2 separate regions of the Homo sapiens genome follow, and region 2 is linked to region 1. Evidence: read pairs that join two places in POLR2A ChIA-PET (ENCODE). Cell type or tissue: Panc1. All regions are shown on one strand. Each heading gives the region's core, and the rest is flanking DNA. Links, peaks and the distances in the headings are about the cores only.

Region 1 (16,649 bases), core at 6,568-9,067:
AATCATTACAAGGAACACTCATATACTGGCCACCTAGAGGCTACAACTAACATTTTGCTACGTTTAGTTTATCACATATCTTTTCATCTTTCCATTCTTTTATCCATCCATCAGTCCCGTCTTTGATACATTTAAAAATAAGTTAAACACCTCAATACACTTCACTCCTAAACATTTCAGCAGGTATATCATTAGTTAGAACTCAAGAATTATTTGTGATTTTTTTAAGGCAAAAATTACACACAGTGGAAAGTACAAATCTTAAGTGTGCCATTTGGTACATTTTGACAAATATATATGTGTGTTTATGTATAGATACACATATACCTGTGTAACTTACAGATTACACAGATTATATCCATGTAGATATAGGACATTATCATCACCCCAGAAAGTGTCCTTGTGGCCCATTCCAGAATAGGCAATTACCATTCTAATTTTCTTTTTTTACCATAGTTTTGCCTATTCTGATCTGCATAGAAATAAAATCACACAATATGTACTCTTGAGTAAGGCTTCTTTCACCCAGCATCATGTTTTTGAGATTTGCCCATGTAGTGTGCATCAGTAGTTTCTTTCTTTTGATTGCTGAATAGTATTTAATTTTATAAATATACCACAAAATGTTTAGCTATTTACCTGTTGAGGAGCACTTGAGATGTTTCCAATGTTTGGCTATTATAAATAAAGCAGCTATGGACATTCTATTATCTGTCTTACCATGGACATGTGTCTTCCCCCACCCTCCTCTACTCCCTTTTTTCTGTCCTCTCCCTCCAATCCCCATCTCTACAGTAACCACTCAGGAGTGGAATCAGCCAGGTTTGGGAAGCATTTTACTAGTTTATGTTATTTGGAAAATATTGGTTATCATATTGACTACCTATTTAGGTTTGTTCTAGGGTACAAATCTAGACGGATTTTAGTTTTCCTCTTGGCTTCTTCTCATTTTGTTCTGAGAACTCACAGGATCCAAATCCTCTCTAAAGTGTTGGAACCAGTCTAGGATACTCTGCATCCCTAGAACATGCTTAGAATAATTCCTCATTGTATTCTGGATGTAAGACATCTCTGATAGGATCTTTCTCAGAGTCAAATTATACGATGTGGGTGAATGTGGCATTGACTTATTTTTCCATTCACTGAGCATGTATTTAGTAGATGCTGTATACTTTTCCTGAAAATACAAAGATGTATAAAATGTGGCCCCTGCTTTCAAAGACCTCATAGACTTGTGGGGAAACAGACGAGACAAATGGCCATTTTGATACAATGTGATAAATATTTTGGAAGATGTAAGTATAAGGTTCTGTGGGAGCACACCTTAAAAATGCACTTGACCCAAAGTGGAGGGCATCACACAAGACTTTCCAGGGGATATGAAGACTAAATCATGTTGGGAATGGACCCAGGGGCAGTTAAATAGGCAGGCAGGAGAGGGAAGTATGTTGTGGTTATAAGGGCTATGGTGAAGTGCAGCAGGAAGGAGATTGGAAGTAGCTGGGAAAGATAGTCAGTGGTGATAGGTGAGGCTAGAGAGAAGGTGGGAGGCTGATGGTGATGAGCTTTTAGATTACGTTGAAGGGTTTACTCTATATTATACAAAGCTTCTGTGCACCTATATGTATATACGTGAGAAATAGATCACAGACTGTCAGTTATTTCTGTGTCTATTTTGATAAACTGAAAAGAGCCCCAGTTTAGTGCCTTGAGCAATTTATTCTTCAAATAAGGTTCTCAAAGAGGGTAAGGCATCCACTTGGTGATGCTGGGTGAGATTTTCTTTAAAAAAAGAAAAAAAGAAAATGACTCACTATCAGGCCATATTTGAAGGGAAATTTCAGAATCTTTGCTAGAACTGGATAACTGCTGACCCTAGCATCCTTAAATTAACCTCCCAGGAAATGCAAGATTTATAAGTTGTGGGCTTTTTTTTTTCTTTTGAAATAGGTCTTAATAATTCAAAGAACTTTTTAATGATTTTAAAAGTGCATGTTAAGTACTTGATGGATTGGATCAATTCAGTCTTTGTAGTGCTGTGTGTTGACATCCTCCTCTCTACATATGGAAATTCGACAGATGTACAGAAATGCTACACAGGACGGGATGTTTCTTTATGGCATTTCCTTGTGCATCTCATTGGAGAAAAGAAATGTGTATATGTACTTTATAGTGAGTCATTAACTATAAAAACAAGCTTATTCACAAACCTGCTTTGATCTGTATTTCCTGTGATTTATCTTTGCTGTCTTAGCATGTACTGAATTCCTGATTGTTATTAACTCCCCAAATATTTTACATCATTCCAGATAATCAATGCTTATCACAGTCAATACAGATGTTACAAGATCCTAGAAGAAAGATGGTGTCAGCATAATAACATTTTAATTATTATAGCATGTGTTTTCAACTGTATCTTTTGTTTATGGCATCAGCTAACAAAGCTACTGTAACATCTGGTTCATAGAAAGTATTAAAATGATTGAACATGTAAATCATAGCTTTCCCCACCAAAGACTTAAAGTAATAGTGTGTAACTGCTTGAAGGTACTAATGCTTGTTTAATTAATTTAAATCATGCTGGTAAGACTATATTTTCACTTTCTGTTCCCCTGAACTTGCACTCTCTGCAGGGTTACTCAACTGTTAATGTAAAACAAATTTGCTTGTGGATGGTTTAATGATATGAGATATTTGATTTGAACTAACATATCAGTTTTGTTAATGAAATCACAAGTTGGGCTGTTGTAAGGGAAACAACTTTCTTGTTTGGCAAAATTCTGTTTGGTTTGTAAATTTTATTTACAAGCATTATACACTTACTTTTGTCTATACTGAAATGTAAAATCCTGGAAAGTGCTGTGAAATGTGGGATACATACTTTTCAAACTCTTTCCCATGTATTTCACAGCCACTACTCCTGCAGAGTTGGAAACTACATTTTGGAGAAAGAATGAGCGGGATCAGATTGCTGGTGCAGCATTGTCTAGCTTTTCCTCAGTAATATCTCACCACTTCCTTTGTAAATGGCACAGTTCTGCCAACATGTGTTCACATTCACTCTGCTTATTGGAAGAACTGTGGTTTCATGTCAAGGGGTTGCACCAAAGGCAACGGCACAAAAGTTATACTGGATGGAGGGTGCAACAGCTGGATCAGCCACATGCACTTCGGTCAACTCATCTTCACCTGAAAACTAGATGCACAGGGAGGGTGAGAACTTGTTCATGGTTAAAAGTGAAAGGTCTTTTTTCTCCTGCTTTTTACATGAATGTTTGCTCTGATACAATAAAATGCCCTTGCTTCTTCCCAGGTGTGAGACTAGGCAAATTGCAAACTACGTTGTCATGAAATAAGAGATATCACAGAGACTCAGTATTTTTTAATAAAATACTAGAGGAAGTATCTGGTAATATCAAAGCTGATGATGGTTATAATGGAAGGAGGCCTGTGATTCCAAAAATCTTTTTTTTTTTTTGGATCTGCTGAAATGAGGGCTTATGGTGGAAAAAGAAAGGAGGGAACTCTAGCACTGAGAAAGATTATCAGATATGTTCTACTTTCTTGGGCTCTACTCTCCAAGGGCCTACACTCTCTTAACCAAGCAAGTTTGTAGAGATTTTTCTTTTTTCAGCTCAAGATACTGAATATGCTGGGCATTCTCACAAGGACTAGTGCAAGAAGATCTGGGGTCAGTGAAGAGTATCATATGGGGTCTCAATTTTAAAGAAAGGGTAGAGAATATAAATCAGCACTAGCTGCTTCCTCATGAGAACATTTTGTTACGGTAATGCAAGGAAGTCTGTGAAATGCTAAATGCCATGGAGGCAGGTGGTAGCCTCTTAAAGTCTTAATGAAAGCTTGAGAATTTTATCTAATTCATGTCATTGACTTAAAGTAAAACTAAACAAAAACCATTCTGGAAAAAATGGGTATAGCATTTACTTAGAATTCTATCTAATTCATATCATTGACTTAAAGTAAAACTAAAAAAAAAAATTCTGGAAAAAATGGGTATAGAATTTACTTAATTAAAAAAAAAAAGGCAAAATCCTTCAGAGAAGCAATAACACTCTCCACGTTCTTCCCAGCAGGACATCGTGTTTATTAAAACATCATCGTCACTTAATTCCTTTGATTATCTTATAAGTATTACATGATAATTTCACTTTTAGGAGTTTGCCATCTTTAAAATTTTGTTTTTAGTTTCAATACCTTTAGAGGTACAAGTGGTTTTTGGTTACATGGATGAATTGTATAGTGATGAAGTCTGAGATTTTAGTTCACCCATCACACGAGAAGTGTACATTGTGCCCAATATGTAGTTTTTTATCCCTCACATCCCCCCCTCTTCTCAGTCTCCAACATCCATCATACCACTCTGTATGCCTTTGTGAACCCATATTTCAGCTCCCACTTATAAGTGAGAACATATGGTATTTGGTTTTCCATACCTGAATTACTTCACTTAGAATAATGTCCTCCAGCTCCATCCAGGTTGCTGCAAAAGACAACATTGCATTCTTTTTTATGGCTGAGTAGTATTCCAGGGTGTCTATATACCACATTTTCTTTATGTTGTCATCGGTTGATGGACACTTAGTTTGGCTCCATATCTTTGCAATTATGAATTGTGCTATGATAAAATACGTGTACAGGTGTCTTTTTGATATAATGGTTTCTTTTCCTTTGGGTAGATAACCAGTAGTGGGATCGCTGGATCAAATGGTAGATCTACTTTGAGTTCTTTGAGAAATCCCCATACTGTTTCCATAGAGGTTATACTAATTTACATTCCCACCAGTAGTGTATAAGTTTTCCTTTTTCACCACATCCATGCCAACATCTATTGTTTTTTGACTTTTTAATAATTGGCCAACTTTTAAATCACTTGTTTGTTCAACTTTTGAGTTTCCACAGATGAACAGATAAACAGATAATTATGATAAAATGTGGAAGTAAAAGAGGTAGGCATGAGATATCACTGAGAGTTAGAGGTCAGGTGTCTAAACCAGTTTGGAGCAGAAGTCTCAAGGAAATCTTCCTGGGAGATTGTTGGTTTTGCTGGAGGACAAATGGATTAAGGGGTGAAAAGAAATAAGGCTGCTTTTGTGGGCATGGGCATATCACAGCGTATGAGCTTTTCTAATGACATCCATTTATAGAGATTTTTCTAGACATAAAACTAAAATGCAAGTACATTTTAAGGATTATATACATATTACAATGAAAGGAAAAAGTTTTGATTATTTGACAGAATTGAAATTCAAATATATAAGGTAACTGAAAGGTTATTTTGGTATTAATCTTCATTTTGTAGAACAACATTGCTGTATACCATTTAGAGTGTTACTCACTGCTTCTGTTTATATTAGAAAAGTGGTTCAACAATCAAAGGAATCCAGGGTGTGTGAGTCATTTTTTTTTTCTTTTTTAAAAATGTAGCTATGCTTGGAGAATCAATTAAAAAAAATCAATGTATGTAAAAATGCTGTTTTTCTTCAACACGTATTTTGAACCAGTTATGAGAATTTACTAAATTTTTATTATTTTTAATTATGTTTATTTTGGAATTAATACTACATTAGTACTTGGGGCAATTTTTAAAAAATGAATAATAGTATTAATGATAAATTCATTGAAAATGATTTATTTTAATTAATTTAAAATAATTACGATTTCATTTATTAAAGTTAGATCCTCCAGGGCATGAATCCCAAATACACAAACTAGTTTCTTCCAAATACTAAATGTGCATTATTGAACTATTTCTTAATTTAAACTTTTCTCTAACTCAAATGTACCATTCAATTTATTAATACTTTGTTCATTTCTCTTGAGCTCCAGGCCTCAAGCAGTCCTCCTGCCTCAGCTTCTCAAAGTGCTGGGATTACAGGCATGAGCCACTGTGGCCTGGCTAGAAAGAGGTATTTTCTAAAATATAAACACCCTCACTCAATCATCACTCAAATACCCTCACTCAATTGGTTATTTAATTAAATTTATTTAATTGTTAAACCATTTCTGAAATTCCTTTTGAAAAAACCGTAGTGTTAATGGGTATCCAAAGGTGTTACTGAAGTAAACGTTTCTGTAGTCATATACATGTGGGAAACCCTGGGATAAACAAGTTTTCTTTTTGTAGAATTTTCCATAGTTTTAAAAATGCAAATGTGCATTGTGAAACTATAAGCGGAGACTATACTAGGCATTAGTTTCTAAGCTTATTCAACCATGGAAATTATTGGTCTAGTTCCTTTGTCATCACAGACGATTGAAATTATGGTCTATTTTCATGGATCTGGAAGAATAAGCAGGGGATATAGAATAGGAGACAATTCTGAATAAGAAGCGAGGGAAAAGTACTCAAATTCTCTAGAGTATATAAAACCAGAATAAGCATTCAACTGTTTTATTCCCAAATCTTTTAAATCCTGCTTTTCTTAATGATTTTATATTGTAATATAATGATATGCTTGTTTATACATATTTGAAGCAGAATAAAAAAATGCTTAATAAATGATCAATCCAGTGTGCTGTTATCCAAAATAGAAGCTTTACATTAGGATATATGCACATACATGTATACACATATATGCATACATTATGAATTATGAATAATTTGGATTAATATAACATTTTTGCCTGTAGTTTTCATATCAAAGATATGTGTTTTTTTTTGTTTTTTATTTTTTGTTTTTTTTGAGACAGAGTCTCATTCTGTCGCCCAGGCTGGATTGTGTGATCTCGGCTCACTGCACCCTCTGCCTCCTGGGTTCAAGTGATTCTCCTGTCTCAGCCTCCCAAGTAGCTAGGACTATAGGCATGCACCACCATGCCCAGCTAATTTTTGTATTTTTAGTGGAGACAAGGTTTCACTATGTTGGCCAGGCTGGTCTCGAACTCCTGACCTCAAGTGATCTGCCCACCTTGGCCTCCCAAAGTGCTGGGATTATAGGCATGAGCCACTTGGGCCAGCTCAAAGATATCTTTATTCCCCGTTTCTGGGCCTGGTTTCTCCTCTCTTTCCCTGTCTGGTGACAGTAAGTATCTTCAACTGTTTAGAATACCAAAGGATTGAAAAATAATTTAGAAAATATGGGATTTCAATTCTTAAGCTTTGGTTTGTTAAATGGAAAGAAAGTTCCAAACAGCCAGTCATTTTCATCAAGTGCATACTGCTGACCCAGAAGCTAGTGGTTATACATGTTGAAAAAATCCCAAGACGTTCAGCTAACCATGGCAGCGTTGACTTTGTATTTTTGCATTAGATCACAACTTTTTTTCAGAGTAGCTTAGAGTTGAACTTTTGTTTTGAACAATCAATAGATATGTCAGTTCCCAAATTCCGTTATTTGCTTCCTAGTGCAAAGAAATAATTATTTTATGGTGGCATACTTTCATGATTTTTGTTCGCTCCATCTTTATGGTTAGTTAGGGATAAAACCATTTCTTATCACTTAAAATGCCACATGTATCTAACAATCTCAACTGTTTTTCTTTGACATTGTGAAATAAAACCCATATTTTTTGGAATTACACACCAAACTATTATAAGAGTGAAGTGTTAGAAATCAATTCAAATGTTAAATACAAAGGACATCCTTGGCTCATTAAGTAAAAATATCTCATTTAATGAGCAGGAAGGCACTGGAGCACACTGAACCCTGACACAAAGCAAATTATTTAAGTGATAAATTATATTTTATGGGGAGTGTAAAAGTTAATAATACTCAGGGGCATGGTAATAAATGCAGAGGTGTAACCAACTTCATTGACTGCTTTACTTACAAACATGCCATATGTACTTAGTTACTTGAGCTGATCATAAAAACACAGAACAGAAACCATAGAGAGATTCATACAGCTACCTTAGTACAATTATTTTTCAGTGCATCTTTTACATAGTATTTTAAGAGATTGTCTTTTTGTTTTCTCTCCTTTCTGTCATTTGCAACATTCTGCTTCCTTCATTTTTGTTTTCATTTTTGGTCAAGTGTTTGACCTTGTAGCAGTTAAAGCTGCAGTCTGCGCCTTATCTCTCAGCAAGCCTCATAAAATCAGCCATGCGTTCATCCTCTCTGATGCCCCACAAATGACCTCAGACCTCACTTCAAGAGGACCAACATGTCCTGTGAAGAAATGGGCGGGTTAGCTTTTGTGTTGGCACCTCCCTAGCTCTGTTTCTTTTCTTTTTTTTTTTTTGAGACGGAGTCTCACTGTCACCAGGCTGGAGTGCAGTGGCATGATCTCGGCTCACTGCAACCTCTGCCTCCTGGGTTCAAGCGATTCTCCTGCCTCAGTCTCCCAAGTAGCTGGGATTACAGGCGTGCACCACCACGCCCGGCTAATTTTTGTATTTTTAATAGAGACGGGGTTTTGCCATGTTGTCCAGGCTGGTCTTGAACTCCTGACCTCAGGTGATCTGCCTGCTTTGGCCTCCCAAAATGCTGGGATTACAGGTGTGAGCCACTGTGCCCAGCCCTTAGCTCTTTCTTAAGCAAACATTTCTCTGTAACGTGGAGTAGATCCATGAACAAATGTGGGCAATAACCTCTATCCATGCTTTACTAAGAGGCACAGAGATTTGTTCACCAAGTGGTCTCCACACAGCAGGAGGGCAGGAAGAGTTGCAGCAAATGTCTAGATAATGACAGGTACAGGCTGAGAGTGAAAAAGGAAAGGAACTGCCTTTTTTTATTTTTTATTTTTTTCAATTTGAATGATACATTTTTTTTCTGCTCTTGACTCTGCTTTGAAATAAAAATGTTTCATCTTTTTACTTGACTCCTGCCTGGTCTGGGATTATGAAGAAATTCTAATGACATGTAATTTTGCTTCTGTTGAGGTCAATTCTAGATGAAAATATAGCTTATTGATGCTGCCTGAATGACTTTTTCCCCTGGTTTTGGAAAATAATATAGTTTTAGATCTTTTCTTTTGAGTTGGGGGTCTCACTATGTTGCCCAGGCCAGTCTCAAACTTCTTGGCTCAAGAGATCTGCTAATCTCAGCCTCCCAAGTGGCTGGGACTATAGGGATATGCCATTGTGCCTGCCTAGACCCTTTATTCAAAGCTGATTATAGTTTGTGGGACTACTTTGAGATTTTTTTCAGAGTGGCAAGTAGAAAATTCCTTTAATACTGAAGCAGAAACACCATTGTGCTTACAATGGTGTTTCACACCTCTCAGCTTTGATATTCTATTTACTCTGGCTGGCTGCTCTTCCTTTTTTGTCCATTCAGCAAATTCCAACAGACACTTCAAACCCAGCTCAGAGGTGGATTCTTCTGACCATTTTCTTCTTCTCCCTCTTTAGATTGAGTTAGTTATTCTTTCATGCTACTTGTTTTTCATGTTTGTAATAATGCATTCTCCTTTTATTATAATTTATCTATTTATATTTCCAGCTATGCTGTAAGATTCATGAGTACAGAAACCCTGTCTTGGTTACTGTTGGATATTCAACATCTATTATAGCACAGACAGTGGCCAATAGTGATGGATGGAAGGATAGAAGGAAGAAAGGAAGTAAGAATGGAAGAGAGGAAGAAAGGAAGGAAGGGAGGAAGGGGGAAGGAAGGGAGGAAGGAAAGAAGGCAGGCAGGCAGGGAGGAAGGCAGGCAGGCAGGAAGGAAGGAAGAAAGGAAAGAAAGAAGGCAGACAGGCAGAACTTTCTAATCACATATGGCATCTTTGTGCAAAGCTACCACCTTGGAGAAAGATGCCCCTTCCTCTAGACCGATGGAGCCTTGGGCCAGGGTGCAGGTTTGGCTATTGGAAAAGTGGTTGGATTTCAGTCCCTGCTTTTTTTCTCTTAATGCCGAGAAAGAAAGGAATAAAGAGGGAGGAAGGAAGAGACAGATGGTGAGAGAGAGGGAGACAATAGTACTATCTTCACTCCTAGACTATGGACAAAGACTGTGTCTCTTTGAGTCCCTACAGCCTAGCAGAGTGCCTAGCACATAGTAGCACTTTACACATATTAACTAATTGAATTACTGATATTAAGAGATTGTGTCAGGTTGCTTTATATGTAGCAGGGAGCTGAAAGTGGAGAGAATCCCAAAGGAGGATAGTTGGAAAATGGAGAAAGATTTGCGTGGAAAATCCAGCCAGGACTGGAAGGCTGAGCTGAGTGGCCTCACAACACTGCAGTGAGTGCCAAGAATTGCTGTAGTTTTGTAGAAAACTGTTATTATTTTTTACAGGTTGTTTTCTAGAGACATAAATTACATTTTTAAAAATCAAAGACCATCCATAAAAAAATGGAGAATAAATTCTGAAAAGCAACTGGATGTGATGAAATATATGTAGGATATGAATTGGTTATCCTAAGAGGATGACATTCATTAGACTGGGTTCACATTTCAGATAGTTACTAACAGGAACTGGATTTATTGTTTAAGAATTTTAAGAGTATCTTTTTTTTTGGCCTGGATTATAATAATCTTTAAAAGCAAATAGAACTCATTTTGATAGAATAATCTGATCCTTTCAAAGTAATAATTAATCTATCACCTGGTTGCTAATCCCATTTCTGCTACATAATTGGACAATTTAACTCCTTTGGGAGTTGAGTTACTGAGCTCTAAAATAGGCATAAGAGTATCTACCTCAGATGTTGTTATATGGTCTAGATTAGATGATGTTGGTAGTATGCTTAGCAGAGCTTGGTATCAGAATCATTACCACAGCTTAATGACAAAATATTTTGTAAGTAACTTTTTTCATATGCTGTATATACTTTTGTTTTTGCTTACAGTGTTCATTTTCCTTTGAAGAAGCACATGTCCTCCATTCTCGGCTCACTGGAGCTGATATGTCCCTTGGCCACCATGGTGAACACATCACAAAGCCAACCTATTGGGAGTGAACACATCACAAAGCTAACCTATTGCGAGTGAACACAGTATCTGTCTGGGACTTGTGTGTGTGAAGTGTTCCCTTTAGCTGGAGCCACTGATGACCAATTTTTTTCACTTCATACAGTGGATCTGCCTTAGAAATTTGCCATTGCAAAGATAGCAGAACCAACTGTTGTAGAGAGAGATTGTAGGTGACATTGAGCACCTGGATCCAGTCCTGACTGAAGCTAGAGCTAGAGGCTAGAACCATCTTTGTACTTTTCAATCTGTGAACTCTAAGTTAGTTTTTTTTTATGATTTACAAATGAAAGATTTGTAAATTCTTTGTAAATTACCCTAATGAAATCACATTACTTGTGATTTCATTAGGGTAATTTATAATAGAGTATTAGCAGCAATTGACCCCACCCCACACAAATGCTTATTGATTACGGGACTGTTTGACTTCTCCCCGTTTAATGTCAATTAATAAATCTATCTTTAGCAAGTATCCTCTTTCTAGTTAAATTAGAGTTAGTATCCTTCACGAAAATAAAATTAAGCTATTATCAGTGATGATTTATCTAGAATAAGGTATTAACAATTAGATTGTGTAGCTTAAAAAAAAACACATTAAAACACATACTCGTGCTTACCAGACTTCTCCTGGGAAGCTGCTTTAGGGAAGGGACTGTGTCTTACTCACTTCAGTACATCTAGCTCTGGGCACAGTGCCTGCAATATCACAGGTGGTTACTGAACACTTGTTGATTTTAACTGACTTGCTTACCTCATAGGTGGAGGACAGGCCTGCCTGCCTGCCTGCCTTCCTTCCTTCCTTCCTTCCTTCCTTCCTTTTTTGAGGAAAATTTTAAAAATCTGAAAAAGTACAAAGCTTTATATAATAAGCATCTATATATCCACCTCACATTAACAATAATTAATGTTTTGCCCTGTTTGTTTCCAGCTTTAAGATATCTTCCTCCTTTGACCTCCTCCATCATTTTTGTCACACCCCCTCTTCTAGGCAACCACTGTCATCACTTTAGTATGTACCCTTCCTGCTTGTTTCCTATAACTTTACATACTCATACACATCTGCTAACAATATATGTCACTGCTTTATGTGTGTGTTTAATAAGCTACATTAATGGTATCTTGCTGTACACATTGTCCAACATGTATTTTTCAGTTAACACTGTGCTTTAGTGATCTATCCATTTTGATTCCTTTTAACTTAAGTATAATATTTAATTGAATTCACTACATTTCTTTATCTTTGGAATGGACACAATCACTTCTTTGTATGTAAAGACTTTTATAAAAATCTGGTTTTTCAAGCAAAGTCACTATACTGTGTTTAAAATTAATAATAAATGCAATTTAAATTTTCAAATAGAATCACTGGGAATTAATTAGAAAAAATTTAACGGAACTTCCGTATGGTCTTTTTTTTAAATCAAATGCAAGTTTTTAATTCTGCTTCTCTGATACATCTGTACTGAAACAGATATGTCTTTTCCTATTCTTTCTTTTAAAATGCTTGTCTTTGACTCATGAAAAAATGACATGACCATTTGCTGTAGCCTCATTGACCTCTTTGTTGTTTTATGAATGCTCAGGCACATCCCACCTCAGAGCCTTTGCTCCTGCTGTCCCCTCTGTCTGCCGTGCGTCCCCACATCTCCACATGGCACCCTGTTAAACTCCTAATGGAATCTATTCAAATGTCACTATCTGAGTGTGGCCTTTCTGACTCCTCCATTTAAAGTTGCACTCTTCTCTCATTGGCACTCCTGAATCCTCTTGTTTTGCTGTCTTTTTCTCTACAACATCTAATTACTTTCTCTCATACTATATATTCTAATTTTTAAATTTGTTTATTGTTTATCTTCTCAGTGAGGCTGAGGCTCCATGTAAGTAGAAATTTCATCTGTTTTATTTTTCCCATTGCTGTGTCCCCAGTGTCTAGAACAAGGAATGGCAAAAAAATGCTCGATAGTGTGTTGAATGGATAAATAAAAGGCAGGAAATATGAAAAATACAGAAAGTATGATGTAGAAGAAAGAAAAGCACTCTTAATTTTACATCTCATAAATAACAGTTTGTTAGATTGACTTTTAATGGTTTGAGCGATATATTTTTTACTTAGTTGAGATCATGTAACATATAAAAATTTTGGGCTGAGATGGGTGGATCACGAGGTCAGGAGATCAAGACCATCCTGGCGAACACGGTGAAACCCCGTCTCTACTAAAAATACAAAAAAAAAAAAAAGTTAGCTGGGTGTGGTGGCGGGCACCTGTAGTCCCAGCTACTCGGGAGGCTGAGGCAGGAGAACCCGGGGCAGGAGAACCCTGAGGCGTGAACCCGGGGGGCGGAGTTTGCAGTGAGCCGAGATCGCGCCACTGCATTCCAGCCTGGGTGACAGAGAGAGACTCCGTCTCAAAAAAAAAAAAATTTTTTTTTTGAACAAAGTATGGTTCTATTGTTTCAGCTGAATATTTTAAGCAATTCTTAAATTATCGAACTTTGTTGAAAGCATAATATTCTCTCATATGGATATACTATAGGCTAGATACTACCAATCTCTGTTGATTGGGATTTAAGCCATTTAAAATTTTGGATTTTGTCAATGACATGGTTATGAGTCTTGTTCATTAACTTTCACTTGTATATTTTAGTTTTAAAAACAATATATTTGTAGAACTACTGAATTTGAGTGAATGATATATATATTGCTAGGTATTTTCTCCCAAAGAGATTGTATCAGATTACTCTCCTATCCATGCTACATGAAAATATTCATTTAATTTCATTTTCATTATTTTCAAATAAAACTAATTTGCTATTTTGATAGGGAAAATGTAGTTTTCTTGTTTTATTTTGCCTTTCTTTGGCACATAAGTCAAATAAGAAGAGAAAAAATGTTTAGAAGATTGGAATAAAGAACTGATTTGTGGGCATACGGAGTATGAAGTGCCCATGAAATATCCAAGTAGAGGTGTTGAATAAGCAATAGGATACATGAACCTGAGCTTCAGAAGATAAATCTGCACTGTATATACACATTTAGAGCTATTGACATATGTATAATAAATAATGGCAAGAAAGTAGATTAGAAGGTCTAGAAAGAGAATGGAGAATGAGAAGAAGCCTTAGAACTGAATCTGGAGAAACTCCAACCGTTAAATTAATGAGAGAAAGCAAAGCAGTTTGAGGGGAAAAGGCCAAAGGGTTAGGAGAAAAGCTAAGAGGATGTGATGTCAAGAAATCCAAAAGAAGACTATTTAGAAGAGGAGGAAGTGGTCAACTATCAATTGCTGTTAAAAACGTTGGGAATCGTGAGCCCGTAGGATTTAACAACATAGAGGTCATTAGCCATCCAGAGGATGCTGTTGTGCCCCACCCAGATTCCCTTTACCAGGCAGTTGCATCTACGCTTCTGATACTTTGAATGTTGTTTGCTAAAGGCTCACAATGGCTATCTTTTCTAAAGAATCGTCCTCGTCCAAATGGGGGAAGTTGCATTCCCACCCCTACCTGCACAGTGTGCTGGTAAATGTTTAAAAACCAGCTTTCTGGGAAAAAATTATTTTGTATCTATCTATTTATTTCCTTCTTCCCTTCCCTTCCTTTCCCCTTCCTTTTCCCCTTCCCCTTCCCTTCTTCCTTTCTTTCCTTCTTCCCTTCTTCCCTTCCTTCTTCCTTTTATTATAAATGTTACTGGTATAAACGTTGTGTAGTATACAATTTACCAGTAATAACAAATTATCAAATACTTTATCGAAATTCTGTATAGCCAATTGATTTGCATAGAATGCTCTCCCCTTCTCCCAAACTCTTGTATTCATAGCTACTGATATATTCAATTGGTGAACAAACGCAGCTCTTACGCAAATCCTGGTTGATATTTTTGTTTATGTTAATGAGTAGTATAAAATGAAACAAGAAGATATATGTCAGAATTTTATTCATTCATTAATGATCTGAATAACTTTGCTGAACCAGATAATATTTTTAAATACCTACCAGAGTATTTCCTTAATTCTTTTTGTGCTATTCACAATGTAATTAGTTTAGTAACATTTTCTCCATCACCTTTTAAAGGCCAGATAGATGATCAATAAAACAATAAACCAAGCCCCAATTTGTAGTGTTTATCAATATTTATAGCATAAATATCCTCGTTATGTTTAATTTCAAGCTACCAACGTGATGTCACTAAATCTGGAGTTAGAGAAACTCACTGGTGCAGGACGCACCATTATATAGAATTTTTATCTATAGAATACAATAGATGTAATTAACCTCAAGAACATGAGTAAAATATAATAAAATAGGAAGTGATGAGTTTTGAGTATCTATTACCTATGTTTTTATATACTTTATTTAATTGTACATTTATGTACCTGTAATTTAATTACTAATAATGACTGTGTTTAACAGCCAGCTTGCACAATATTGAGAAATTTAAAAATTGGCTCTTGCTAGCTCTTGAAACAAGTCAGTTTTAGTATACTTCTCTTGTCCATTACATTCTCTCTGTTTTCTGCAGCCAATGCACGACATGTATAGATAGAAAAGTTTGCCTCTCTTGCTTCTGTAGGGCGATTCATAGAACTCCCTGTGGAGTTGGCTGAAGCTCGTCTCCAGTTGATAAGACATTCTTGCTTAGATTATTTTCTTCTCTGCCCTATTGTGTTTCTCTCACTCCTTTCTCTTGAGAGCATTCCATGAATAAATTATTTGCAGAAAAATACTCAACTCAGGCTCTACTTCTGGAGGGAATCCATCCAAGACATCATCTTATTAGGAATACTTTTGGCAGGGTAGAAATCTAACTGAGAGAGTGAGGAGTGAATCCTAAAGTGAAGACATGGAGACAGCTAGAGGACACAAATTATTTGAGAAGAGCAAAAACAGGTGAACGAGAAGCTCTGGAGAATGTGGTGGAACTACAAAGCTGATTGATGTTGCTGGACCATGAACACATAGAAGCTCTGTGAATGCAGGGACCCTTGTCTTTTTATTCTCTATTGAACAGCCAGTGCCAAAAATAGTGGACCTCCCAGAATAGTACTTATTAAATGAATAAATAAATAAATGAATAAATAACACATGGTCAGATGGAGTAACACAAGTTTATGTATTTTTGATCTAACATATTCAAAGTGAGTTTTTCAATGTAAAGCCAATTAAAACTGGGAGGAACCATCGTTCATATTTATCTATATATTTAGTTTTTTTGACATTCTTTATTTCTTTGTGTAAAGCTAAGTTTCCATCATGTGGCATTTTCTTTCTACCTGAACAACTTCCTTTAACATTTCTGACAATGCAGGTCTGCTGATATAAAATTTTCTCAGCTATTGCTTATCTGAATACATATTTATTTATTTATTTATTTTTGAGATGGACTTTTGTTCTTGTCGCCCAGGCTGGAGTGCAATGGCACGATCTTGGCTCACTGCAACCTCCACTTCCTGGGTTCTAGCGATTCTCCTGCTTCAGCTTTCTGAGTAGCTGGGATTACAGGCACCCGCCATCATGCCCAGCTAATTTTTGTATTTTTTAGTAGAGATGGGATTTCACCATGTTGGCCAGGCTGGTCTCAAACTCCTGACCTCAGGTAATCCACCCATCTCAGCCTCCCAAAGTGCTGGGATTATAAGCATGAGCTACAGTGCCCAGTCTACATCATTATTTAGCCTTTTTTTAATAATAGGAAAATATGTTTATGGTTTAATAAAAAAATTATACACTATTAAAATATGTTTCCATTATTGTTATTAAACCTAT
Region 2 (16,649 bases), core at 6,240-8,739, 210 kb before region 1:
GTGATATTTTAGTGCCAAAAGTAAGCAAGAGAGAGAAGGTGAAATCCAAGAAAGATAGGTGTTCAATTTGTTAGACTTGATAACCAAGCTGCTGATATTTAAGTATTTATTCTTTGGTATTGTTCATATTTATCGAGTAATTTGTTTGTTTTTTGTTTTTGCTTTTTTTTTGAGACGGACTCTCACTGTGTCACCCAGGCTGGAGTGCAGTGGTGTGATCTTGGCTCACTGCAACCACCACCTCCTGGGTTCAAGCGATTCTCCTGCCTCAGCCTCCCAAGTAGCTGGGATTACAGGCACCCACCACCACACCCGGATTATTTTTTTGTATTTTAGTAGAGACAGAGCTAAACCCTGTCTCTACTAAGTTGGCCAGGCTGGTCTTGAACTCCTGACCTCAGGTGATCTGCCCGCGTCGGCCTTCCAAAGTGCTGGGATTACAGGCATAAGCCACTGTGCCTGGCCCAAGTACTCTAATTTGTGCAAGGTGCTGTAAGCAAAATGGAAACCAAGATGCACTCATGCCACAGGAGCATCTTTGAGAGCATTACCCTCACCTGACCATCAATCCTTATAGTTTATCACCACCACAAAGCATCACAGTAAGGATCTCTGTGTTTGAAGAATTTTTTTTTTTTTTTTTAGACGGAGTCTCGCTTTTTTGCCCAGACTTATTTATTTGATTTTGAGACAGGGTCTTGCTCTGTCACCCAGGTTTGAGTGCAGTGGTGCGATCTTGGCTCACTGCAGCTTCAACCTCCCAGCTCGAGCAATCCTCCTACCTTAGCCTCCAGAGTACTTGGGACTACAGGCGTGCACCACCACACTCAGCTAATTTTGGTGTTTTTTGTACATATGGGGTCTCACTATGTTGCTCAGGCTGGCCTTGAACTTCCGGGATCAAGTGATTCTCCCACCTTGGCTTCCCAAAGTGCTGGGATTACAGGCTCAAACCACCACGCCTGATCCTGATGCTGTAATTTTATTTCCCAAACTAATATTACATCTAAAGTCACTCAATACCAGCCATTTGGATTCTCTGAAGCCCATTGGTAATACAATAGTGGCTTGTATCATCATATTGTTGTCTCCCACATAACCACATAACTAACCCTTGCTCTTCCTATCCTCAGGACTACATTCAGTATGTGTCATACAAGAGGTGCTCAGTAACTGTGCATTCGATGAACATCTCGCAGGCTGGGCTGGTTTAGACACAGCTAGTCGGAGCATAAGCTGAGTGATCAGTCTACTATATTTAAAAATATAACTTGCATCTAGTCCTATGAACATATCCCTATCTAAATATTTGTTACACTGATTCTTATTTTTTTGTTTGTTTGTTTGTTTTTGAGAGAGTCTTGCTCTGTCGCCCAGGCTGGAGTGCAGTGGTTTGATCTTGGCTTACTGCAACCTCTGCCTCCCAGGCTCAAGTGATTCTTGTTCCTCAGCCTCTGGAGTAGCTGAGATTACAAGCATGTGCCACCACACCTGGCTAATTTTTGTATTTTTAGTAGAGATGAGGTTTTACCATGCTGACCAGGCTGGTCTCAAGCTCCTGGCCTCAAGTGATCTGCCCACCTAGGCCTCCCGAAGTGCTAGAATTACAGGCATGCACCACCACGCCTGGCCTATACTCTTTCTTTAAATGTGAATGATTCCCTTTGATTAATGGTTAACTGAAAAAATAAATAAAAATTTTAAATATGATTTAAAATTTAAAATATGATTAAAATGAGTAAACTTGAGAGGATTTAATCTCTTTTAAAATATATAGCCAGGCACAGTTGTGTGAGTGCATACGAGGCAGGGTGATCACTTGAGGACAGGAGTTTGAGACTATCCTGGGCAACATAGTGGGACCCAATCTCTCAAAACAATTTTTTTTTTTTTTGAGACAGTCTCGCTCTGTTGCCCAGGCTGGAGTGCAGTGGCACGATCTCGACTCACTGCAACCTCTGCCCCCTGGGTTTAAGCGATTCTCCTGCCTCAGCCTCCTGAGTAGCTGAGATTACAGGTGTCCACCACCACGCTCTGCTTTTTGTATTTTGGTAGAGATGGGGTTTCACCATGTTGGCCAGGCTGGTCTCCAGCTCCTGACCTCACGTGATCCACCCACCTCGGCCTCCCAAAGTGCTGGGATTACAGGAGTGAGCCACCACACCTGATCTCTACAAAACAATTCTTAAAATTAGCTGAGGGTGGTGGTGGGCACCTGTAGTCCCAGCTACTTAGGAGGCTGAGGTGGGAGGATTGCTTGAGCCCAGGAGTTTGAAGCTACAGTGAGCTATGATTACACCTGCGAATAACCATGTACTCCAGCCTGAGCAACACAGCAAGACCCTGTCTCTAAAAAAAAAATATTTTTCCACCGGGTGCGGTGGTTCACGCCTATAATCCTAGCAATTTGGGAGGCTGAGGCGGGGGGATTACCCGGGGTTGGGAGTTCAAGACCAGCCTGGCCAACATAGTGAAACCCTATCTCTACTAAGAATACAAGAAATTAGCCAGGTACAGTGGTATGCGCCTATGATCCCAGCTACTCTGGAGGCTGAGGCAGGAGAATCACTTGAACCAGGGAGGCAGAGGTCGCGGTGAGCTGAGATCATGCCACTGCACTCCAGCCTGAGCTACAGAGCGAACTTGGTCTCAAAACAAACAAACAAAAAAATCAAATAAATAAATAAATATAGAATTGTGTTGCTGGGGGCACAGTAGGTGGGTCTTGTTTTATTCTCCCTAAGTCTACCCATCCTTGGGATAATTTACACATCGACATTTCTAGATCTCAAGCAGCTGAACCTATGGGAGGAAGGATGAGAACCTTGAATGTAACTGTGACTTTTGTCCTGGGGAGTTGAATCAAGAAAGCTTTTGCTTCAACTTCCAGTCTTAATTTGGGGCAAGGTTTAGAGGCTAGTGGAATAATGAGAGCTGAGCTGTCTGTGAGATTCCCCCCTTTAAAAAAAAATCAATCAGACACATTGTTTGCCCCTTTGGGCTTGATAGACATGTTGTAATAAGGTCCTGAACTGTTCACTACCTCTTTATGTACTTTCTGTCTAAAGGCTTGTTACTATTGTGACCTATATTCATGGAACCACAAACAATGGGTTTAACCATTAACTTTCAAACCGCCTTTAAATGAATTCTTTTATAAGATGAGAATTATATAGGCTTCCACTGGTTGCTTAGAGGAAACAAGAAAAGGACTCAGTTGAACTCAGTTATTAAGGACCTGGGAGTTGATGGTTAGGATGCCCCTAGACCAAGCAGATAATTTGCCTTGACCTGACTATGTCAGATAACACTGTTGAGTTGACATTCCAGTGTCCCTGAAAAACATAACGCATTCCTAAGTCGGTTTGGCTGAAAATAAAGTTAAATTGTAGCAATTCCTTGTACTCATTGAGGAAAATCTCAATCTGTCTCAATACTGGTGTCTATTAAGGCATCATTTGATGTTAGGTACCTATTTCCAGGACCCTTACTAGAGGTCCTTGAGAAAGTTACAAGCTACAAAGGATACATTATTTTCTCAAGTGATAGAAAGGACTAAAGAGAGTAACCGAAACGCTGCCTACTTAGATTCATAATTACTTCAATGAATTTTCTCTTCCATTTTTTTAATTGAGTGACAATCAGAAGAAAAAAAAGTAGCTTTCTAGTAAGCTCTACAATCTAGATAATGCCTGGGTGCTTAACTAATTTTAAAAAGATTTAATGTAAAATAAAAGGATTATCTCATTGGAGTAGTGAACTGACTCTTACTTGGATTGCTTTATGAAACGCTATCAGTCGGCTGGGCACAGTGGCTAACATAGTAGCCAGTTTGGGGTCTTTCATAGTTACTAATTTTTATTTTTTCATGGAGTTTAATTTCCGCATCCTGTTTTGAATCACTTGAACTCATGGCATAGTGTCAATTTTTTTCTTTAATGTTAGAAAAGCCTTTTTCTGTCTTTCTAATACATAAATTATTTTTCAGTGTCTATATAGGCTGGCTTAACCTACTGAGCTCAGTCTTCAGATCAAGAAATAGAAACACAGTGAGACTAAGTGATAGGTTCAGCACCATCTAGAAGTTAGCAAAAGCCACAGTCTATTGGTTTCAAACCTGACTTTACTCTCTGAGTCATGAGGCTTTTCCCCAGTAATTGTTTTCAGAGCTAAATCTCTGATTCACAAATACATGAGCTGCTTTTGATTAAATTATTTAATACACTTCATTACTGTTTTGTCAACTTTATTGTCTGTGCCTCTCATCTAGCAATTAAGTATATAATGTGCCATTTTGTTATTCTTTTGTATTCTTATTTATTCTTGTATATTTAAAATTGAATTCCTTAAGAAAGCCTGTGCTATTTGTGAATTTCAGGAGCAAAGGGTCCATGGCTTGTAATTCTTTGCAGCCTCTTGAATGCATAGCACCTCATACACAGTTGTGCTGAAATTTGAACTGATCTCATTTGTGGTTTGGGAAAACCTGGGTTTTTGTTTGTTTTGTTTTTTCAGACAAGTTCCCAGTTTGTCACTCAGGCTGGAGTGCAGTGGCGAGATCATGGCTCACTGCAGCCTCGACTTCCTCGGCTCAAGTGATCCTCCCACCTCAGCCCTCTGAGTAGCTGAAACCATAGGCAGCACCATCATGCTCAGCTAATTTTTAATTTTTTTGTAGAGATGGGGTGTCACTATGTTGCCTAGACTGGTCTTGAAGTCCTGGGCTCAAGTGATCCTCCTGCCTCAGCCTCTCAAAGTGCTGGGATTACAGGCATGAGCCATCACACCTGGCCAAAATTGGTATGATTTTAAGTGAAAAATTTAGAGCAGATGAATGAATTCACCTGATTGTCTTAAACACTTCAGGGTGGATTTCATGTTTAGGGGTAGAAAATAAAAATGAAGGCTGGGCACGGTGGCTTACGCCTGTAATCCCAGCACTTTGGGAGGCCTAGGTGAGCGGATCACAAGGTCAGGAGATAGAGACCATCCTGGCCAACATGGTGAAACCCCGTCTCTACTAAAAATACAAAAATTAGCTGGGCGTGGTGGTGCACGCCTGTAGTCCCAGCTACTCAGGAGGCTGAGGTAGGAGAATCGCTTGAACCAGGGAGTCGGAGGTTGCAGTGAGCCGAGATCGTGCCGCTGCACTCCAGCCTAGGCGACAGAGCGAGACTCCGTCTCAAAAAACAAGAAAAGAAAAATGAAATAAAGAGAAGGAAAAATATCCAGAAATCTGATTCATTTGGCAAGTTTTCTGGTTATTATTATATGAAGTTGAGCAGTTACAGTAGTAAAGAGTGTGTTATGAACTGCTACCTTCAACTTTGCTTCAGTTAAGCTTCCTACACATGGAATTTCCATCCCCAACTGAAATGACTATATGTTTGCTACTTAAACATTTAGTTCATTTTGTCTTTTTCCTGCTGTATCTGCTTGGGGGACTATGGGTTGAGAAATGGAATTAGAATCTTCTCCTTTGGGTCATTTACTGCTATAGGTTGAGCATCTGTAATCCAAAAATAAAAAATCCGAAATGCTCCAAAATCCGAAACTTTGTAAGTGCCAACTTGACACTCAAAGGAAATGCTCATTGGAGAATTTTGGATTTCAGATTTTCAGATTAGGAATGCTTAACTAGTAAGTATATAATGCAAATATTCCAAAATCTGAAATAAATCCAAAAATTTTGAAACACTCCTGGTCCCAAGCATTTCAGGTAAGAGATACTCAACCAATACTTCCACCAGCAAAAACACTGTTATTAATAAAAAATATAAGGCTGGATGGAGTGGCTCATGCCTGTAATCCCAACACTTTGGGAGGCTGAGGCAGGCAGATCACTTGAGCCCAGGAGTTCAAGACCAGCCTGGGCAACATGGTGAAACCCCATCTTTACAGAAAATACAGAAATTAGTCGGGCATGGTGGTGCATGTCTGTGGTCCCAGCTACTCAGAAGGCTGAGGTGGCAGGATTGCTTGAGCTCGGGAGGCTGAGGCTGCAGTGAGCCATGATGGCACCAATGTACTCCAGCCAGGGAGACAGAGTGAGACCCTGTCTCAAGAAAACAAAAACAAACAAAAAACCTATAGCACATTCTGGAAAGACCTGACTTCCTCTCATCACATGGCTTTATCTATCTTAGGGCTGACCCTGAGGGAATAAATCATAGCTAAAAATTCTGTCCTAAACAAAATTCTGAGGAAATTGAGGGTAGGTCAAGCTTTATCTCTGCTTTCAGCTTCCTCTGTCCCCCATTCTCTCTCAAATGTTGTGCTTTTCAGAATGTGAAGCTCTGGCCCTAGAACCAGACTGCCTGATTACTAGCTGTGTGGTCTCAGGTAAATTGCTTAGCATCTCTGAGCTTCTGTTTCCTCATGTGTAAAATGACATAATAGCAATACAGGTTAAGTAGTCTTTATCTGAAATGCTTTGGACCAGAAGTGTTTCAGATTTCAGATTTTTTAAAAAGTTTTGGAATATTTGTGTGTGTATATATATATATAAAATGAAATATCTTGGGGACAAGATTAAAGTCTAAACACAAAGCGTAGTTATGTTTCATATACACCTTATACACATAGCCTGAAAATAATTTTATGCAATATTTTAAATAATTTTATTCATTAAACAAAGTTTTGTCTGTGTTTTGACTACAACCTCATCACATGAAGTCAGTTGTAGAATTTTCCACTTGTAGCATGACACTGGCACTCAAAAAGTTTCAAATTTGGCCAGGCATGGTGGCTCACGCCTGTAATCCCAGCACTTTGGGAGGTCAAGGCGGGTGGATCACTTGAAGTCAGGAGTTTGAGACCAGCCTGGCCAACATGGTGAAACCCCATCTCTACTAAAAATACAAAAATTAGGCTGGACGCTGTGGCTTACACCTGTTATTCCAGCACTTTGGGAGGCCACAGCATGCAGATCACCTGAGGTCCGGAATTCGAGACCAGCCTGGCCAACATGGAGAAACCCCGTCTCTACTAAAAATACAAAATAGCTGGGCATGGTGGCGCATGCCTGTAGTCCCAGCTACTCAGGAGGCTGAGGCAGGAGAATCACTTGAACCTGGGAGGTGGAGGTTGCAGTGAGCCGAGATCTCAGCATTGTACTCCAGCCTGGGCAACAAGAGCGAAACTCTATCTCAAAAAAAAAAAAAAAAAAAAAAAAAAAATTAGCTGGCCATGGTGGCAGGCACCTGTAATCCCAGCTACTTGGGAGGTTGAGGCAGGAGAATTGCTTGAACCCAGGAGGCAGAGGTTGCAGTGAGCCGAAATCCAGCCATTGCACTTCAGCCTGGGCGACAAGAGCAACACTCTGTCTCAAAAAAAAAAGTTTCAAATTTGGGTGCATTTTGGATTTTTGGATTAGGGGTGCTCTAGCTGTACTTACCTTACAGGAATATTGTGAAGCCGTGAAAATTACTCGATTTAACACTTGTGTAACTATGTCTGGCATAGAACAATAATCAAGAAACATTCACTCTCATAGTTATCAGTAATAATAACAATATTATAAAGAGTACACTGACTTGGTCGGCCATCCCCAGCAGTCTGTACCCAGTAAAAATCTGCCTTCATAGCTTTGCCTACAGACTAAAATCATAATGACAACTCATGTGTTGTACCCTTGACTTTTAAAAAGTGGGAATTATTCTTTAACTCCTGCAAAAGGCATTGCGGTAGATGTGTGAGAAAATGTCTAGGTTTTCCTACATCTCTTGACTATAAAGTCACTTTTCTGACCAGGCGCAGTGGCTCACGCCTGTAATCCTAGCACTTTGGGAGGCCAAGGCGGGTGGATCACAATGTCAGGAGTTCGAGACTAGCTTGGCCAACATGGTGAAATTCCAACTCTACTAAAAATACAAAAATTAGCTGGGCATGGTGGAGGGTGCCTGTAATCCCAGCTACTCAGGAGGCTGAGGCAGAAGAATCACTTGAACCCGGGAGGCAGAGGTTGCAATGAGCCAAGATCACGCCACCATTGCACTCCAGCCTGGGCAACAAGAGTGAAACTCCGTCTTAATAAATAAATAAATAAATAAATAAATAAATAAAGTCATTTTATATTACTTTGATGCTAACTAGGCAACTAAGGAGCCGTATTTCAGTGATGCATCAATTAATACTAGCAGTGAAATACTTCAAAACATGTTTTTTCACAGGGCACTATGGCTCATGCTTGCAGTCCTAGCACTCTGGGAGGCCAAGGAGGGAAGACTGCTTGAGCCCAGGAGTTTGAGACCAACCTGGGCGACAGTGAGATCCTGTCTCTACACAAAATTTTTAAAAAGGCCAGTCATGGTGGCTCATGCCTGTAATCCAACACTGTTGGAGGCTGAAGTGGGCAGATCACTTAAGGTCAGGAGTTCGAGACCAGCCTGGCCAAGATGGTGAAACCCCCATCTCTACTAAAAATATAAAAATTAGCCAGGTGTGGTGGTGGGCACCTGTAGTCCCAGCTTTTTGAGAGGCTGAGCCAGGAGAATTGCTTGAACCCAGGAGGCAGAGATTACAGTGAACTGAGGTCATGCCACTGCACTGCAGCCTGGGCAACAGAGCAAGATGCTGTCTCCAAAAAAAAATTAATTAGGCATACTGGTCCATGCCTGTAGTCCCAGCTACTCCAGAGGCTGATGGGAGGATTGCTTGAGCGCAGGAGATTGAGGCTGCAGTGATCCATGATTGCGCTACTGCACTCCAGCCTGGTCAACAGTGTGAAACCCTGTCTCTGAAAAAAAAATTTTTTTTTCTTTTTATAAACAGAATTTTTTTTTTTTATTAGAGAGGGGATCTCACTATTTTGGCCAGGTTGGTCTTGAACTCCCAGCCTCAAGTATTCCTCCCACCTTGGACTTCCAAAGTGCTAGAATTATAGGCATAAACCAGCATGCCCAGCTATAAATAATTTTTTTATTTTTGAGATGGAGTTTCGCTGTTGTTGCCCAGGCTGGAGTGCAATGGCACGATCTCAGCTCACCGCAACCTCTGCCTCCTGGGTTCAAGCGATTCTCCTGCCTCAGCCTCCTGAGTAGCTGGGATTATAGGCGTGTGCCACCACCCCAGCTAATTTTGTGTTTTTAGTGGAGATGGGGTTTCTCCATGTTGGTCAGGCTGGTCTTGAACTCCCGACCTCAGGTGATCCACCCGCCTCGGCCTCCCAAAGTGCTGGGATTAGAGGCGTGAGCCACCGCGCCCGGCCAATAATTTGTTTTTTTTAAGAACCAATTGATCCCATAAGTATTCTGTAGAGTGTCTCCTGTGGGTTTTTTTGTTGTTTTTTGTTTGTTTGTTTGTTTTGTTGTTGTTGTTGTTTTTGTGAGACAGAGTCTTGCTCTGTCTCCCAGGCTGGAGTACAATGGACAATCTCGGCTCACTGCAACCTCCACCTCCCGGGTTCAAGCAATCAATTCTCCTGGCTCAGCCTCCCGAGTAGCTGGGATTACAGGCACGCACCACCAGTCCCGGCTAATTTTTGTATTTTTAGTAGAGACAGGGTTTTGCCATGTTGGCCAGGCTGGTCTTGAACTCCTGACCTCAAGTGATCTGCCTGCCTTGGCCTCCCAAAGTGCAGGGATTACAGGTGTGAGCCACTGTGCCCAGCCTCTGGTGTGTTTATCACTGTGCCAAGTGCTGTGAGTAATGGGTATGACAGATAAGTCCTACCTTTTTTTTTTTTTTTTTTGAGACAGGGTCTCACTCTGTCACCCAGGCTGGAGTGCAGTGACACAATCATGGTTCAGTGCAGCCTCACCCCTCCGAGGCTCAAGTCATCCTCCCACCTCAGCTTCCTGAGTAGCAGGGACTACAGGCACGTGCCATTGTGTTCAGCTAATTTTTTTAAAAGAATTTTTTGGGGCTGGGCACGGTGGCTCATGCCTGTAATCCCAGCACTTTGGGAGGCCGAGGCAGGTGGATCACCTGAGGTCGGGAGTTTGAGACAAGCCTGACCACCATAGAGAAACCCTGTCTCTACTAAAAATACAAAATTAGCTGGGCGTGGTGGCGCATGCCTGTAATACCAGCTACTCGGGAGGCTGAAGCAGGAGAACACTTGAACCTGGGAGGCAGAGGTTGCGGTGAGCTGAGATTGCGCCACTGCACTCCAGCCTGGGCAACAAGAGGGAAATTCCATCTCAAAATAAATAAATGAATAAATAAATAAATAAATAAATAAATAAATAAAAATTAAAAAATAAAAATACCTTTTTGTAGAGACAGGGTCTCCCTCTGTTGCCCAGGCTGGTCTTAAACTCCCTGGGCTCAAGGGATCCACCTGCCTTGGCCTCCCAAAGTGCTAAAATTACAGACATGAGCCATTGTGCCCAGCCAGTGAGGTTGTTTTAATATGTATATGTTTAATAAAGATAATTTTTTTAGTTCTGGAGATGAGAAGCTCAAGTGTGAAAAGATAACAAGTACTCAATCTAGCAATGAATAAAAATTCTTTAAATGTGTACTGTCCAATACGATAGCCATTAGCTATTTAAATTTAAAGTAGGGCAGGGTGGGCCTGGTGGCTCAGGCCTATAATCCTGGCATTTTAGGAGGCCAGGTAGAGGATCACTTGAGGCCAGGAAGTGGAGACCAGCCCGGGCAACAAAGCAAGACCCTCATCTCTACAAAAATAAAGAATAAAAAATTAGCTAGGAATGATGGTACATGCCTATAGTCCCACCTACCTGGAAGGCTGAGGCAGGAGGATCACTTAAGCCCAGAAATTGAGGCTGCGGTGAGCCATGATTGCACCACTGCACTCCATCCAGCCTGGTTGACAGAGCAAGATCCTGTCTCAAAAATAAATAAATAGGCTGGGTGCACTGGCTTATGCCTGTAATCCCAGCACTTTGGGAGGTCAAGGTGGGCAGATCACGAGGTCAAGAGATGGAGACCTTTCTGGCCAACATGGTGAAACCTCATCTCTACTAAAAATACAAAAATTAGCCGGGCATGTTGGTGGGTGCCTGTAATCCCAGCTACTCAGGAGGCTGAGACATGAGAATCTCTTGAGCCCGGGAAGCAGAGGTTGCGGTGAGCTGAGATGGAGCCACTGCACTTCAGCCTGGGTGACAGAGTGAGACTTTGTCTCAAAAAAAAAAAAAAAAAAAAAAGACAGAGCCTTGCTATGTTGCCCAGACTAGCTTGCAGTGAATATTTATAAGCACAATCATAACACACCACAGCCTTAAACTCTTTTTTTTTGTTGTTGTTGTTGTTTTGTTTTGTTTTGAGATGGAGTCTTGCTCTGTCACCCAGACTGGAGTGCAGTGGCAGGATCTTGGCTCACTGCAACCTCAGCCTCCCGGGTTCATACAATTCTTCTGCCTCAGCCTCCCAAATAGCTGGGACTACAGGCGCCCCCCACCACGCCCAGCTAATTTTTGTATTTTTAGTAGAGACAGAGTTTCACCATATTGGTCAGGCTTGTCTCAAACTCCTGACCTCAGGTGTTCCACCTGCCTCAGCCCCACAAAGTGCTGGAATTACAGGCATGAACCACCACGCCCAGCTACAGCCTTAAACTCTTGAGCTCAAGTGAGGCTCCCACCTCAGCCTCCTCAATAGCTAACTCTTATTTGTTACTCTTTTTAAATTTCATTTTATTTTATCTTGAGACAGGGTCTGTCTTTGTTTCTCAGGCTTGAGTGCAGTGGTGAGATCTCAGCTCACTGCAACCTCTGCCTCTCAGGCTCAAGCCACCCTCTCATGTCAACCTTCTGAGTAGCTGGGACTACAGGCGAATGCCACCACACCCAGCTCATTTTTGTATTTTCTGTAGAGATGAGGTTTTGCCATGTTGCCCAGGATGGTCTCAAACTCCTGAGCTCAAATGATCCACCCACCTTGGCTTCCCAAAGTGCTGAGATTACAGGCATGAGCCACCATGTCTGGCCATTTGTTATTCTTTTTTTTTTTTTTTTGAGTTGGAGTCTCAAAGCCTGGTGCCTGCCACCACACCCAGCTAATTTTTGTAGTTTTAGTAGAGACAGGGTTTCACCATATTGGCCAGGCTGGTCTCGAACTTCTGACCTCAAGTGATCCACCTGCCTCGGCCTCCCAAAGTGGACATTTATTATTCTTAAACATTAAGATGAGATATTGATAACACTCCTTGTTTTGAGATTTATCTGATTTTCTTCTAATCTTGAACTTTTTATTATCCAGAAATTTAAATATTTTATTTGATTTCATTTTCTGTCATTTCTATTTTCTTCTATTTCATCAGATCCGAGGAACTTATTATCATCATATGTGTTTGGTTTTCTGCTAATTTTTTTTTTTTTTTTTAGACAGAGTCTTGCACTATTGCCCAGGCTGGAGTGCAGTGGCATGACCTCAGTTCACTGCAACCTCTGCCTCCCGGGTTAAAGCAATTCTCCTGCCTCAGCCTCCCCAGTAACTGGGATTACAGGCGCCCACCACTATGTCTGGCTAATTTTGTATTTTCGGTAGAAACAGAGTTTCACTATGTTGGTCAGACTGGTCTCAAACTCCTGACATCAGGTGATCTGCCCGTCTTGTCCTCCCAAAGTGCTGGGATTACAGGTGTGAGCCACTGTGCCCAGCTTGGTTTTCTGCTAATTTTTAAGGATTTAAAACTATTTTAAGTATCCTATTTTGGTGTCTGATATTTCATAGTAAGATAAATCATTGTCTTTTCTCCTATCCACCGAATTATCTAGTTATCTTAATGCCATTTGAAGATAATAGTTCTTTTTCTTTTTTAAAAAAGCAAACACCTTTATTTACTTATTTGAGACAGGGTTTCACTCTGTTGCCCAGGCTGGAGTGCAGTGGTGCGATCTTGGCTCACTGCAACCTCTGCCTCCCGGGCTCAAGCAATTCTCGTGCCTCAGCCTCCCAAGTAGCTGGGATTACAGGCACGTGTCATTCACGCCCAGCTAATTTTTGTATTTTTAGTAGAGGGGGTTTTGCCATGTTGACCAGGCTGTTCTTGAACTCTTGACCTCAAGTGATCTGCCCGCCTTGGCTTGCCAAAGTGCTGGGATTACAGGCATGAGCCACCATGCCTGGCCAGTAATCCTTATTTTTAGTGAAAACCTAGGAAGTAAGTAATTGTGATTATCTATTAGATGTGGAGCCCAGGACAAAGAACAAAGCTGTAGAGATAATATCAGACTTTTTTTAGTACAGCCAGGAGGAACAGCTGGGCCAGGTAAGATCTTATATGTCCCCAGGCCTTATCACAGCCATGTGTTTAGAGCGTGTGCCACATGCGGCCCAGGATGGCTTTGAATGCGGCCCAACACAAATTCATAAACTTTCTTAAAATTTTATGAGTTTTTTTGCAAATTTTTTTTCTTTTTTTAGCTCATCACCTATCGTTAGTGTATTTTATGTGTGGCTCAAGACAATTCTTCTTCCAGTGTGGCCCAGGGAAGCCAAAAGATTGGACACCCCTGGTTTAGAGCCTAAAATCGAATGGCTCTAAAATATAAGTTCATAAACAAGCCAAACAATTATTAGAAATATTACAGAAGTAATAGTTTATGGCCTTAAAATATTTAGTAAATACAGTACTTGACCTATCTGACTAATAAAGTGACTAAATGTCTACATTAAGTTTTGAAGATTTAAAAAATTTTATTAATAACAAAATTATCTTTACTAATGATTATTAAAGTTGTCTATGAAAAGAGTCAAACTCTGTAAAATATTTGAAGAAATTTATTCCAAGCCAAATATGAGTGACGATGGCCCATGACACAGCCCTCAGGAGATCCTGAGAACATGTGCCCCAATCTTCCTTTTTCTGTTGTTTTATGATAATTTATTTTTCAAACGCTACCTTCTGTTATGCAACTGTTATATTCAGTAATGAACTGTGATTTAGACATCTCTTTTCAGTCATTAGAGCCAGTGGTGTCCAGGAATTTTCACTGTCTTGAAAGAGTCCAGTTTTTACAGTGAAGCTTGGCATCCTTATTCTCCGTCACAAGGTAATTGTGGGTAGTGCACAGGAGTTTAGTTTTACTTGAAAGCTATAAATCCTATCTTAGTAAATAAAATAAAACTGGCTAATGATCACCAATCGTATTTTCTTTTCTTCTAAGGAATGGGCTTGAACAAGAAGAGGGGGTTTCTCACAACTGCACTAAAATAGCTTTTAAGCAGAAAGTGGCCTTATGTCAACCAAGACAGGTTCTCCTCATTAAACAAACACCTTCCTCAATTGAATCCTTTTATGTTACAATTGTTTCCACATCTATAGAGCTTCATGAGAGATTATGCCAAAAATATATTTGTGGCATGTTGCGGTGGCTCACGCCTGTAATCCCAACATTTTGGGAGGCCAAGGTGGGCGGATCACCTGAGGCCAGGAGTTCAAGACCGGCCTGGCCAACATGACGATAACCTGTCTCTACTAAAAATACAAAAAAATTAGCTGGGTGTGGTGGCGGATGCCTGTAATCCCAGCTACTCAGGAGGGTGAGGCAGGAGAATCGCTTGAACCTGGAAGGTGGAGGTTGCCGAGATTGTGCCACTGCACTCCAGCCTGTGCAACAAGAGCGAAACTCCATCTAAAATATATATATATATTTGTTTGTACAAAAATAGTGTAAAAGTACTTATTTTCTAGAACAACCAAGAGCCGGCTTTCATTAAAGCTTGTCAGGGCAGGTTGGTGTCAGAGGAAATTTGCCCTAGTGCTGATCATTTGTCCTCCATATACAGTTCCAATAATCTGTTTGTAGAACATGGTAAACCAGCTGGATGTGTTGTTGAGGGAAGGCTAGCCTGGGTAGCTGTAGGTCATTTAATCACCTAGTGAAGCTAGAATTAGTGTGTTTAGATCTCAGTTGGGAAGCTTTCTTTGGAGATAAGTCTGGATTAGCCATAGTGAATTGATGTGATCCAGCTTTTCGGCTCTGTTCGAGTTCAGCTGAAGCATAAAGGGATGGTCTTCATGGTCTCCTGTGCTTATCTACCTTTTTTTTTCTTTTTTTAAGAGATGTGGGTCTTGCTATGTTCCCTAGGCTGTACTCGAATTCCTGGGCTCAGGCAATTCTTCTACTTCAGCATCCTGAGGAGCTGGGAGGACAGGTGTACACCACTGCACTTGTCCAGCTTACTTACTTTTCTTTTCTTTCTTTTTTTTTGAGACAGTCTTGCTCTGTCACCCAGGCTGGAGTGCAGTGGTGCAATCTTGGCTCACAGCAACCTCTGCCTCCTGTGTTCAAGTGATTCTCCTGCCTCAGCCTCCGAATTAGCTGGGATTACAGGTGCCTGCCACCAGGCCTGGCTAATTTTTTTGTATTTTCAGTAGAGATGGGGTCTTGCCATGTTGGCCAGGCTGGTCTTGAACTCCTAGGCTCAAGTGATCCGCCTGCCTCGGCCTCCCAACGTGCTGGGATTACAGGCATGAGCCTCTGCCCAGCCACTTTCCTACTTTTCTTATAGTAGAAATACCATGGACTCAGGTAGATGCCATTTAGTCAAAAGTGCCAAGAATTTAGTGATCTACATCTCTTTGCATGAAACTGTGACCTCCTTTGAGAGGAGAACAGAGCCCCTGTGTTTTAGATGTTTACAATTCAGCTGGAGAAACAAGACTTACACATATGAAAATTTAACTAGCAGTAAAAACTAGTTTATAAACTGGAACCAAATGATGGAACAGTGAGAGTTCAGAGAACACAGGGAGGGGCATCACTGTGGATTGGAGGAATCAGTAGCAGCTTCCTAGGTGAGGCTGGACACAACGGGCTCTTAAAAGATAAATGAGTGGGGAGGAGGGAAGAATGGAGAGCATTCAGGTGAGAAGTAGTCTAAAGAAGCATAAAGGAAGCCAGGGCCCGGTGCTGTGGCTCATGCCTGTAATCCCAGCGCATTAGGAGGCCGAGACGGGTGGATCACCTGAGGTGAGCAGTTCGAGACCAGCCTGACCAACAAGGAGAAACCCTGTTTCTACTAAAAATACAAAATTAGCCAGGCGTGGTGGCACATGCCTGTAATCCCAGCTACTCAGGAGGCTGAGGCAGGAGAATCGCTTGAACCCGAGAGGTGGAGGTTGCGGTGAGCCGAGATCATGCCATTGCACTCTAGCCTGGGGCAACAAGAGCAAAACTCCATCTCAAAAAAAAAAAAAAAAGAAGAAGCATAAAGGAGGTCAGGCATGGTGGCTCATGCCTGAAACCCAGTGCTTTGAGAGGCCAAGGTGGGGTGATCACTTGAGGCCAGGAGTTTGAGACCAGCCTGGGCAACATAGCAGGACCCATCTCTATAAAAAAATAAAATAAAATAAAAAATTAGCTGGGTGTGGTGGTGTGCACCTGTAGTCCTAGCTGCTCAAGAGGCCTAGGTGGGAGGATCACTTGAGCCCAAGAGTTCAAGGCTGCAGTGAGCTAAGATCACTGCACCCCAACCTGGGCAACAGAGTGAGACCCTGTCTACAAAAATAAAAATAGAGAAAATAAAGGGACATGGAAGAATAAAATGTGCTGAAGCAGCATCAATTTAGCTAAGATAGGCTGGTGGAGAGAAGGTTAGAGGGAGGAAATTTGAGTCTAACTACAAATAGCCTTAAATACCAGACTTTTTCCCTGAGTAACGAAAGGAAAACTAAGTTTATTCACTCATTAATCTTATTCAACAGCTCTTTGAAATTGAAAGCTAGATAT

What was found. Peaks named below come from ENCODE experiments on the same cell type or tissue, not always from the same donor. Only the 100,000 strongest peaks of a DNase experiment are listed, where the experiment ranks them.
Region 2: POLR2A ChIA-PET joins it to region 1 with 6 read pairs; 2 of 35 experiments call an interaction of 5 or more read pairs at or near these places.

The regions. Positions count from the first base shown.
Region 1 is chr1:199,769,880-199,786,528 of GRCh38, reverse strand. No RefSeq gene overlaps it. Among named protein-coding and RNA genes, the nearest start is that of NR5A2, 250 kb to the left of the region's middle. In Panc1, for the core only: no CTCF peak of the experiment used is centred there; no DNase peak of the experiment used is centred there; H3K27ac peaks cover 235 bases.
Region 2 is chr1:199,981,916-199,998,564 of GRCh38, reverse strand. No RefSeq gene overlaps it. Among named protein-coding and RNA genes, the nearest start is that of NR5A2, 37 kb to the left of the region's middle. In Panc1, for the core only: no CTCF peak of the experiment used is centred there; no DNase peak of the experiment used is centred there.